3 separate regions of the Homo sapiens genome follow, and regions 1 and 2 are each linked to region 3. The links are chromatin contacts, found by Hi-C or POLR2A ChIA-PET in ENCODE. All regions are on one chromosome and are shown on one strand. The core of a region is the stretch at or near the end of the contact, and the rest is flanking DNA. Distances in the headings are between cores, read along the strand shown.

Region 1 (3,557 bases), core at 406-2,905, 3.9 Mb before region 3:
TCTAAAATGGATAAGGAAGGAAGTGAAGAGGGGATTAATGTATAAGAGATAAAGTAGAGGCTTTCAACCGATTAGATGCTCTGCTCTGATAAAGTGAAAGAACAGGCCGGGTGCAGTGGCTTACGCCTGTAATCCCAGCACTATGGGAGGCCGAGGCGAGCGGATCACCTGAGTTCAGGACTTCGAGACCAGCCTGGCCAACATGGCGAAACCTGTCTCTACTAAAAATGCAAAAATTAGCTGGCTTGGTGGCGCACACCTGTAATCCTAGCTACTCGAGAGGCTGAGGCAGTAGAATTGCTTGAACCCAGGAGGCGGAGGTTGCAGTGAGCTGAGGTTGCGCCACTGCACTCCAGCCTGGGCGACAGAGCAAGACTCCTTCTAAAAAAAAAAAGTGAAATAACAGTAATAACAGTTATGCTGTAATTCTATTTTTTTTGGGGGGGGGGAACAGTGTCTCTGTCACCCAGGCTGGAGTGCAGTGGCACAATCATGGCTCACTGCAACCTCCGCCTCTCCTGGGCTCAGGTGATCTCCCACCTCAGCCTTCCGAGTAGATGGGACCACAGGCATGCGCCAAAACGCCTCATTAAACTTTGTATTTTTTGTAGAGATGGGGTATCGCCTTGTTGCCCAGGCTGCTCTCCAACTACTGGGCCCAAGAGATTCGCCTGCCTCAGCCTTCCAAAGTGCTGAAATTACAGGCGTGAGCTACTGCATCAGGCCTATAATTCAAAAGTAGTCAAGCTGAGAGAATAGCAGGCTGTGGTTGAAAAGAGGGTTGTTCAAATTACTGAGTCGTGACGCGATAGCGTTTGGAGGGACAAGGTCCAGGTTTTAACTGGGATTGGGAGGCTGATATAAGGGTCGCTAAAGACGAGGCCCGATGTTGAATGGGTTGGCCACATAGGCTCTGAAATTATCAAAGATGGTCAGACGGGAGACAGACAAGGAGCTGGATACACAGATCGGCAGATTATCTCCAAACGGGGTGAAGTAGGTGACAGAGTCTAAGGGGAAGGGCTGAAGAAGCAAGTGTTTTTACAAGAGGTGACAGCACCTGGCACATAATCCCGACCTCTGCAAACTGAGACCTGAGAATACTAATTCATGTGAGAAAGTTTCAAGGGACGCAACATTCTCGGGACAGCCAGGTCTCTGTCCCAGGAAGGAGCGGAGAAGTTTAGAGACAAGCTGATCTAAACACGAGAACCTCTGAGGAAGACCGGCTTGAAGGCAGGAGATTGAGGAGGGGACCGAAGCGACGGCAAACCCTACACTCCTCTGCTCTTTAGTTACTTTCCTCCCAGCCAACCGCCCAAGCCACACCAACCTCCGCAATAGAAAACGCTCGGAGAACACGATCTCCCGCCCAGCTCTTTTCAACTCCCCGCGGAAGTGCTCACACCGGAACCCCTCTGTGTCCGCACTTTGCCATTGGCCGAGGCTTCCGCCCGCTTCCATTCGCTTCCTCCCACAACTCAGTCGGGCTGCGCGGTCCGTAGGAGTCACTTCCGCCTCGTCCCACCCCGCCCCCCGGTCCCTTTCTAGCAGCTTCCGGCTTCGGTCCCGCCCCGCCCCCTGTGGCCCCGCCCCGCCCCCGCCCCCGCCCCTGGCTGGCGGTCCAGCCCCGCGGCGCCGCTTCCGGTGCGGGCCCCGCCCCGGCTGTGGCCCCCGGCTGCGGAGGAGTCCGAGACGCAGCTGCCGCGCCGGGGCCTGAGCTGCCGCCTCCTCCGCCGCCCGAAAACCCGGAGTGCCCCGCACAGGTAAGTGGCCCGGGTCCGGGCTCCCTCAGGCATGGCGGGAGAGGAGGCTGCGACAGGTGGAGGGGCCGAGGCCAGGAGCCGAGGCAGGTGTAGAGAGAGAGGGGAATGCGCGAGTCGGGGGCGCGGGGACCGCGAAGGAAAGTGAGAGCGCCGCGGGAGCCCCGAGCGCCCTGTGCCCATTAGGGCATTTGAGATAAAGCGTTTGAGATAAAGCGATGAGAAGGGTGAGGGGCCCTGGAGCTGAGTGGGCGCGCAGATAGGTGGGGCGGGGGCCATCGGAAGAGCCAGCGGATTGGCTGGGAGGGTTGGTAGAGGTAAAAATGATAGGGCTGAATGGGGGGAGGTGAATAAAGAATGGGGGGAGGCGTGCAGGGGTGACCGGGAAGGTGGGCTGTGGGGCTTACAGGGGCCCGGGGCCAAAAGAATCCGGCAGCAAAAGCAGGGGAATGGTCAGCAGGCCGGGTTCAAAGCTGCAGGTAGTCCGTTGTACCCGGCTTGGTGGTCCGGGAACTTTAGGGGAAATGGGGGAGGGGCCCGTGTGAAGGGATGAAGAGGTTTAGATTTGAGACATAAGTTCTCCAAATGTAGGCAGGTGGCATTGTTTGGATCGCTGGCTGCTTAGGGACTGCGGGAAAATGGGCTCTTTGGGGGAGGGTGTGTGTATTGAGTTGTAGAACTGAGTCATCTCAGTCTTACTATAAGAGGCTGTGGGAGGGACACCTCCCCCTCTGCTGGGGACAGCATTCAGAGAAGATGGTGCCACAAGACAAGAAGCAGTTGTTCAGTGACTGGCAGGACTTGGTTGAGAAGTTATTCCGATCGTGATTGATTGACTGTAATGACTATGAGGACATTTAAAATGAACACCGAATTATTTGCTTTATTCTGTAATTTTCTTTGACCCAAATTGTTTTCATTTTAAATGAACACTTTTGCCAACTGAATTTAATGTGGATGTAAATCTTGTCATGCTTTTTTACACTGTAAGAAGAGCTAAAGCAGAATGAAAGTATTGCTGCAAGCGTAACTCACACTTTCTGAAGTGCCAAGAGAGGAAGTAAAGGCAGTAAGAGGCAAATTGGAATGCGAATCTTTCACAGAACACAAAAGGCACAAACAGGGCTATAAGATAAACAGAAAATGAGAATTTTTAATCTCTACTAATTGGCCTAGCTTTAAAAATTGTACCCTTTTTTACTCTAACCTGGAAAAAATCTTAAATCCAAGCAGTTTTTATTGCTGAAGATGTGATTACTTCTCCGTGAATTTTTGAAGATACTAAAGACACTTTGTTTTTTGTCTTTCGACCCAATCCTAAAACACTGGAACAATGCAGATATCAAGTCCCAACATGTGCAGTGCAGCTTCTTTCATGTGATGACAAAATTGTACGCCATGTTGCAAGTCCTGTTCACCTAAAATTGCCCTTGCATAGTAATCCATTCAGTTATGGAGACTTGCTGAAGAAACATAACTCAAGTGAAGTTTGTTGGGGGTGAGGGCCTGCAGGGGAGAGGTGGGGGAGTAAAAGGAGAAGAGGGTGTGAAAGTGATGTGTGTTTGGAGACTGATTGGTAAGAATGCAGATAAACCTGCCCCCAGAATGCTTTTGGCCCGAAAGACTTTTCTTTTTGTGTTTGTCAGAGAATATCATAATAGAAATGAATCAGAAAGAAAGGGGATGTGAAGAGATTTACTTCGCTGTTTATAAAAAAGAAGCAGCATTAACTTGTTGTTCAGACAATGTTGATATCTGTTTCAAATTAATTAACTTTAAAATCTCCAGAGGAAT
Region 2 (3,880 bases), core at 1,381-3,880, 4.5 Mb before region 3:
GAGGTGATGGAAGGCAGGCTCCCCTGGGCTCACAGAACTGCTGGGCCTGTCAGCCACTGCAGGAGACCTAAACCCAAGTAGAATGAGGTCAGAAGGAGGGAGTAGAGAGGAAGGGAGAGGACAGCTCTGGTGGAGGGGCCACCTCTGGCCCCCCTGCACAAGGTTCACCCTGAGCAAGGAAAGATGCTGAAGACAGATAAAAACAGGAAAGACAGAGGAAGTGGGAGTGGGGGTCAACCCCAAGAGATAAATCCCTCCCTTCTCTCACAAGTCAAGAGGAAAGAAGGAAAATAGTGGCCACATGTCTGGCTCTGTGCTGGGGACTTTTCATAATCCTCTCATTCCATCCTCTCAAATATGCCACAAGAAAGGTATGATTACCCCCAGGTCACAGACGGGACTCTGAAGCTCTGAGAGCTTAAAAAGCTTCCCCGGGGAGTGGCTGGGCCAGGCCAGGTCCCTAGCTCAAGTCATGGTGTGGACCCCCAGGTCTCCATCTCAGCAGGGATGGCTGGCAGGAGCGCAGTCCTGGCCAGGGGAGTCTGTGCAGAGGCCCAGGCTATGTTCAGAGCAGAGTTTATTCAAATAGAGCCTAACAGGAAACTTGGCTCCTCTGACTCACTCTGATTCGACCTTATTAAGAAAAAAAGAGAGAGGAGCAGGAGCCAGCATCGGGTAAGGTTTCACGCCAAGAGCTGGCTCTGAGGCCCGCTGAGTGGAATGGCATGTGCCCTGATCCCCCCACATCCAAAGCCTTGAGGCAGCCCCTGCCCTGCTGTCCGAGTCAAGGCGAGGGGTCCTGCCTTCACGTTAGGGCAACTGAGTTCCCTTCCTCACAGCCATCCTCTGTCCTCCCTCCACTCCTCTTCCCTTCCCTCCCTGCCTAGGGGTACCCTGAGGCCTGTTTCCATTTCTCCCCCTCCTCTGCTGCAGCAGCTGCCCATCTGGCTGGCGGGAGGGCCCTACAGGACCCCAGGGATTCCAAGCAGCTGAGGCCAACACTGCAGGGGGCAAGCAGGAGGGAGGGAAGGCTTAACCCTCCAGGTCCCGGCCCTCAGTAAGCCCTGCCTCAGCATCTTGCTTGGTGTCAGTCACACCAGTGGCTCTTTGGAGGAATCTTGTCTGGAGTCTGAGATGGAAACCCCATGCTGGGGAGCTGAGGTGTCAGCGTTGACAAGTTGCTGGCCAGGAGGTATTGGAAGCCCCCTACCTCTGGGCTGGATTCTGGGCATTTAAAGGGTAGAGACATGCTGGAGTCCAAGCCTCAGTCCTGAAGAACAGTGCAATGGGTGAACAAATGCTGCCTGGCAAGGATGGGGTTGGGAGGTCTATAGTTCCCAAAGAATGTCCACTCTAGTTGCCTCCTCTCTAGGTGGGCTCCAGGCATTTCCAAAATAAAGAATATACAGGAGCCAAATTAAGGACAGGTCCTTCATACCTTGTTTATAAGCCCAAGAGGGCAATTTCTGCCCTTCGGTTCCCAGGAACACGGTTGGAGAAGGCAGCCCAGGGGAGGCCAGAAGAGCAGTATTTGGAGTGTGATTTCTTGGATGCCAAAGCGTTCAAACTTCTGGGACCCCCTCCTATCCCTGCCATTCCCAGAAGGAACAGAGAATCTCCCAAAGCACTCTCAGGAGCCATCTGGCCTAATCTTCCATTGGTAAGCCGTGGCACCTGGATCAGATAGAGTAAGGGACTAAGCCACACAGCAACAGGACCAGGCCAGGTCTCCGGAACCCCCTTCTGTTGTTCAATGCTTACTGGCTTCTCTGCCTCACAGTGACCCCTGTCCCATATCAAAGACAGCCCCCAGTTTCATTTTATCCATGTGTACACTCAAGTTATTCCCAGGCTATGCAGAGCCAAGAGATGTAGGACAGAAACCATACGTGATGTCTGGGAAGTTGATCTCTCCCAGGATCTCACAAGTGCTTTTCAGCTCAGGGATACACCCCACTCTTCAGACTGGGAAAGTAAGCCCCTGAGGTGTGCCACGAGGGAAAAGGTGCAGCTCCAGTGCCTCTCTTCGCAGGCCCAAGAGCTGCGGTGCACCTGGGACCTGGAATTAGAGAGTGGTCCCTGTTCAGCATCTCCCCGAGGAGGCCCACCAACAAAGAGGGTGTGTCTTTTTTTTTTTTTTCTTCCTATTGAGGGTGTGGGATAATGGTGGAAGGAACATGCAAAGAGGGTGTGTCTTAATTAGCACTGGCTTTAGGGAACAAGGAAAAGGGAGAACCCGGGAGTACGGGAAGGAGGCTGGGGCAGACAGGAGTCAGAGGCCCATTCCAGCCCAAACGAGAAGCCAGTGAGCAAGGTGGAGACCAGGGATGCTGTGACCAAAGCAGAGAGGAATGGGCGGGGTGGTGCTGACACCCCAGCCCCGTTCTGCCTGCCAGAGCCCCACTTACCAGGCCCGAGTCCCCAGAGGTCCCCTCCTACTCCCTGCTCGATTCCCTTCCTCAGAGGCAGGTCTGTGGCTTGGCTGGGAACTCCAGGGACTGAGGGAGCACTGCAGCTGTGGGACCGGCGCATAGCTAAAAGCCGGCGGGCCATAGGGCCCCGCGGAGGAGGCCCCAGCAGGCGGACCAGGAGGCCGAAGCCTCCCGACGCTCCCAGCCTGTTGCTTATTCATTCAGAGTGGGAAAGCGCCAGCCGAGCGGCCAGCCAGTGCGGGGCTGGCCATGTAAGGCCCACAGGCGGTCCTGCCCGCCCGGTGCCCTGCGGAGAGCCTCGTGCAGCCCTGGGCACCGCCCCTGCCCTGCCCTGACCCCTTGGCCTTGAAATGCTGTCATCGGAGGAGCCGTCCCGCTCGGGACAAGGCCAGCATGGACAAAGCTAGAGCTGGGGCAAGCAAGGAGCCTTCCTGTCCTCGAGGCCGTGGGAAGAGAAGCACGCCCAGGGGGCCACTCCTGAGAGCCTCTCTGTCCACCAGGCCTCTGCAGAGGGGTCACCATGGCTCTGGCCCGAGGCAGCCGGCAGCTGGGGGCCCTGGTGTGGGGCGCCTGCCTGTGCGTGCTGGTGCACGGGCAGCAGGCGCAGCCCGGGCAGGGCTCGGACCCCGCCCGCTGGCGGCAGCTGATCCAGTGGGAGAACAACGGGCAGGTGTACAGCTTGCTCAACTCGGGCTCAGAGTACGTGCCGGCCGGACCTCAGCGCTCCGAGAGTAGCTCCCGGGTGCTGCTGGCCGGCGCGCCCCAGGCCCAGCAGCGGCGCAGCCACGGGAGCCCCCGGCGTCGGCAGGCGCCGTCCCTGCCCCTGCCGGGGCGCGTGGGCTCGGACACCGTGCGCGGCCAGGCGCGGCACCCATTCGGCTTTGGCCAGGTGCCCGACAACTGGCGCGAGGTGGCCGTCGGGGACAGCACGGGCATGGCCCGGGCCCGCACCTCCGTCTCCCAGCAACGGCACGGGGGCTCCGCCTCCTCGGTCTCGGCTTCGGCCTTCGCCAGCACCTACCGCCAGCAGCCCTCCTACCCGCAGCAGTTCCCCTACCCGCAGGCGCCCTTCGTCAGCCAGTACGAGAACTACGACCCCGCGTCGCGGACCTACGACCAGGGTTTCGTGTACTACCGGCCCGCGGGCGGCGGCGTGGGCGCGGGGGCGGCGGCCGTGGCCTCGGCGGGGGTCATCTACCCCTACCAGCCCCGGGCGCGCTACGAGGAGTACGGCGGCGGCGAAGAGCTGCCCGAGTACCCGCCTCAGGGCTTCTACCCGGCCCCCGAGAGGCCCTACGTGCCGCCGCCGCCGCCGCCCCCCGACGGCCTGGACCGCCGCTACTCGCACAGTCTGTACAGCGAGGGCACCCCCGGCTTCGAGCAGGCCTACCCTGACCCCGGTCCCGAGGCGGCGCAGGCCCATGGCGGAGACCCACGCCTGGGCTGGT
Region 3 (3,650 bases), core at 336-2,835:
TTGGATCAATGATTAAAGGGAGTGGATGAAGGAGTCAGGTATAATGTGTTGATTTCTGGCTTGGGCAACCAGGTGGATGGTGGCGCCATTCGCTAATACAGGCAATACAAAAGGAATAGTAGGTTTAAGGAGGGAAATGACGAGTTCAGTTTTGGAGATTTTTAGTTTGAGGTGCCTTGGGATGTGGAGGCATCCCATGGGTACTAGGATATACACCTCCGGGTTTAGGAGATAGGCTCAGGTCACAGGCAGACTGGGAAGCATCAACATATTAACTAATAACTGAAGTCAAAGGAAGTGTGAGATGGGCCAGGGAAAATGGACAGAGGGAGGAGGTACAAGGCCAGAGCCCTGGGACACATTTAATGTCCAATATATTTTTTTTTGAGACAGGGTCTTGCTGTGTTGCTCAGGCTGGAGTGCAGTGGTGCAATCATGGCTCACCACAGCCTCAATCTCCTGGGCCCAAGTGATCCTCCCACCTCAGCCTCCTGAGTAGCTGAGACTACAGGTGCATGCCACCACACTCAGCTAATTTTTAAATTTTTTTTGTAGAGATAGGGTCTCACTACGTTGCTGTGTTTGGTCTTGAACTTTTCAGCTCAAGCCATCCTCCCACTTTGGCCTCCTAAAGTGCTGGAATTACAGGCATGAGCTACTGTGCCCATCAAGTGCCCAGTACATTTAAAAGCTGGGCGGAGGAAGAGGTCTGCAGAGGAGCCTGAGATCAAGCACCCTTAGGAGAAGAAACAAAAGTAGAGTCTGAAGTCACAGAAGCTGATGGAAGAGTATTTTTCAACAATGGGAGAGAACCAGTCAAGATTGAGATATGTGAGATTAGAAAGTGGAGTTATAGCTGGCCTTGGCTAAAGGCATTTCTGGGAGTGGAAGCCAGACTGGAAGAGGATAAGAAGTGGGTGGGGGAGAGCCGAGTATGAGCGACTCTTTCTGGTAAGTTGCTGCGACAGGAGATAATGCTGGGTAGGTGGAGAACACAGGGACCGGAGGAGCTGAGGCGGAAGGATGGAGAGGCTTAAGCATGTGTTAACTGCCACTGGGAAGAAGTCGGCAATCACGGAAGCTACCGGAGGGTAAGAAAAAATTCATTCATTCAACAGTTGAGCGCCTCCCACGCGCCCGATCAGTATGGCCGCCCCCACTTGAAAACACGCGTGTGGGCCGCCCACGTCTGACAAGTTAATGCAAGGCTTTATAGTTAGGGGAAAGCGGTTCTCCTTGAGCTCTTTCTCCTAGCAGTTCCGATTCCGACCCTGACTCCAACAGACACCTTGCGGGAACGCAAACACCGCTCGAATTCATGACCCCAATAGAAAACTTAAGGCCGCAACTAAGTAACGGATCGCTGCGAAGGCCAAACTAGCCACGCCAACGCCCCCACTGGAGCCTCCCCAGCGCTCCGCCCCCGCTCGCGAGAACAGCGGCGACGGCGCGAGAAATCGCTTTCTGGTTAGCTCCGCCCCTTCCCTTTCTTTGTTTTCCTGTCCGACGATCTCGCGGGAGTTAGGCGACAAATCCCGCGAGCGCAGACCCGGGGCTGGCTCTGCTGCTCTCGCGATATTTGCGCGAGCCTGCTTCCTTCTTTCCTCCCTTGCCAGTCCGCCTGTCTTCCTCCCCGTCTTCCCTGCCCGGCCTCCCCCTTCTTCCCCCGCTGGCCCCCTCCCCGGAGGGATAATATGGTCTCCGGCGATGGACGCCCCAAAAGCAGGTCAGTTTCGGGCCTCCGAGCTGGGTCTGGCAGTTGGAAACGCGCGCTGCCTAGGCGCCGAATTCCTTGCTTTTCTCGCCTGGAGTCGCTCGGCAGGCGCCCAGGCCCTCGGGGCTCGGGTTGTGCTCCCCTCGGGGCCTGCCTGCTGGGCCGCCCTTTGAGCCTAGGCCGCGGAAGCTGGGGCTCCCGATCCCCACCCTCCTGCGCGACACCCGCAGGGCGGGCCACCCCACCGCTGGCCTTGACCCGCACCCCTCTCTCTCCGGTGGCCGCTGCCTGCTGCCAGCGGCTTCCTGGCCCCCGTCAGCAACACCAGGGGCAGGGAGAGGCCCACCGTCTTCTCCTGCCCGCCCCCCATTGGCGAGCGATGAAGGCGGGGGCCTGCGTCTCCGTGTTCGGGTCTCACGCAGCTAGATGTTGATTCCACGGTCCAGCCTAAGGCCCCTCAGTCTCTCTGTGCCTCTGGAAGCCGAATGAGGGGCAGTCAAGGTTGAACATTGGTCAGTCAGTTCTCCGACCATTTATTGCACCGCTGTCTCCTCCCCCGTCCACCTCCCTCTACAAAAAAAAAAAAAGAGAAAAAAATACTATTCATTCTGAAAATGGGCTGTGCTTATGTTTTCTCCTTTTGGATGAAAGCCTTAACAATGTTGAGGGTCCTGGCCACCCACCGCTATGAGTCTGCACAAAAGATCTGAAGGTTCTTTTCAACCTCAGGGCTGCCTCCCCGCCACTGCCCCCTAGAATGTTGGGAGCTGAGGCACGTTTAAATGAGACCTCTGGATCTTTGACTTAGTAGTTCAGCTTCAGTTCGTGCAAAACCAGAAGACTTGTCTCTTTCGGGTAGAATATGCTAATTTCCTAGAGATTCTGTTACTTTTATTTTCAGTACTAAGCCCTGGTAAGGACTTAACTGAGAAGTTTTTTTGTTTTGGTTTATTGAATGCTCTGTAAAAATCCGTCTTTTAGTTTTTTTTTTTAATCAGTCCCTCTAATGTTAATTGTGGAATTCACAAATTCCTGTCTCTGCAGTTTTCAAGACATGTCTTTCCAAAACGTCCCCGTGGATTATTTAAATCATTCTTATTGTCCCTTTCCAGGTATTCTTATCACATTTCAGGAGTGAATTATCTTACTAGTTTTTACTTGACAAATTATGGTTTAGAACTATGCTTTCCAGTGTGGTGGATACTAGCCCTGTGTGACTTTAAATTAATCAAAATTAAATAAATTAAAAATTCAGTTCCTCAGGCACGATAGCCACATTTCAGGTGCTCAATAGCCACACGTTGCTAATGGCTACTTTACTGGACAGCTCAAACATAGAATATTTTTACCATTGCAGAAAATTCTATTGGATAAAGCTAGTTTCCAGGTATTTTCAGCTGAATAAAATATTTTGTTGCTGCATTTAATGAAAATACAATTTTTTTTTCAGGATACGCCTTTGAGTACCTTATTGAAACATTAAATGACAGTTCACATAAGAAGTTCTTCGATGTATCTAAACTTGGCACCAAGTATGGTAATGTTGCTTTACATTTTCTTGGGTTTGTTTAGTCTCTAATAATGAAAATGCATTTGTCAAGCTGAGCTGAAGAAATTTTAAATGTATTTCCACCGTATTGTAACAGGTACACCTACACATACCTATACCATTTTAAAAACTCCTCCTGGGACAACTTCTGTTCAGGGAAGATGTAGGCCCACACCTTAACTTCTCATTTAAAAATCTAAGTTAATTAAGCACTAGTTTTTCCCCTCAAAGAAACCAATAATGCAGTTTTCAAACTTTTTTTTTTCTTGTTTTTGTGAAGACAGGGGTCTTGCTATGTTACCCAGGCTAGTTTTGAACCCCTGGGCCCAAATAATCCTCCCACCTCTGCCTCCCCAAGTTTTGGGATTACACATGTAAGCTACTGCG

Evidence for each region. A loop is a pair of places that touch in the nucleus more often than their neighbours do. ChIA-PET counts read pairs that join two places held with the same protein, here RNA polymerase II (POLR2A). Pooled maps may share reads with other maps.
Region 1: a loop to region 3 is called in a pooled map, with 20 times the contacts of the local background. The contact joins the promoter of ARID3B here to the promoter of IREB2 in region 3. A Hi-C loop is called at or near these places in 1 of 168 maps with a recorded cell type or tissue (CD8-positive, alpha-beta T cell) and 5 of 50 pooled maps. POLR2A ChIA-PET finds 5 or more read pairs at or near these places in 1 of 52 experiments (activated CD8-positive, alpha-beta memory T cell).
Region 2: a loop to region 3 is called in a map of naive thymus-derived CD4-positive, alpha-beta T cell, with 20 times the contacts of the local background. The contact joins the promoter of LOXL1 here to the promoter of IREB2 in region 3. A Hi-C loop is called at or near these places in 2 of 168 maps with a recorded cell type or tissue (CD8-positive, alpha-beta T cell and naive thymus-derived CD4-positive, alpha-beta T cell) and 4 of 50 pooled maps.

The regions. Positions count from the first base shown.
Region 1 is chr15:74,539,565-74,543,121 of GRCh38, forward strand. It overlaps ARID3B (AT-rich interaction domain 3B), which reads left to right and starts at 1,656. Exons shown (of 9, transcript NM_006465.4): 1 at 1,656-1,766. It overlaps LOC124903528 (a long non-coding RNA gene), which reads right to left and starts at 1,524. Exons shown (of 2, transcript XR_007064719.1): 1 at 1,334-1,524. RefSeq lists enhancers at 912-1,041, 976-1,517, 1,092-1,241, 2,592-2,651 and silencers at 1,542-1,901, 2,418-2,602.
Region 2 is chr15:73,923,832-73,927,711 of GRCh38, forward strand. LOXL1 (lysyl oxidase like 1) reads left to right here and starts at 2,631. Exons shown (of 7, transcript NM_005576.4): 1 at 2,631-3,880. The coding sequence starts at 2,953. All of the region lies in intron 1 of LOXL1-AS1 (LOXL1 antisense RNA 1), which reads right to left. RefSeq lists enhancers at 1-98, 3,137-3,880 and a silencer at 3,879-3,880.
Region 3 is chr15:78,436,631-78,440,280 of GRCh38, forward strand. IREB2 (iron responsive element binding protein 2) reads left to right here and starts at 1,586. Exons shown (of 22, transcript NM_004136.4): 1 at 1,586-1,726; 2 at 3,165-3,251. The coding sequence starts at 1,708. RefSeq lists enhancers at 1,121-1,200, 1,271-1,330 and a silencer at 1,801-2,040.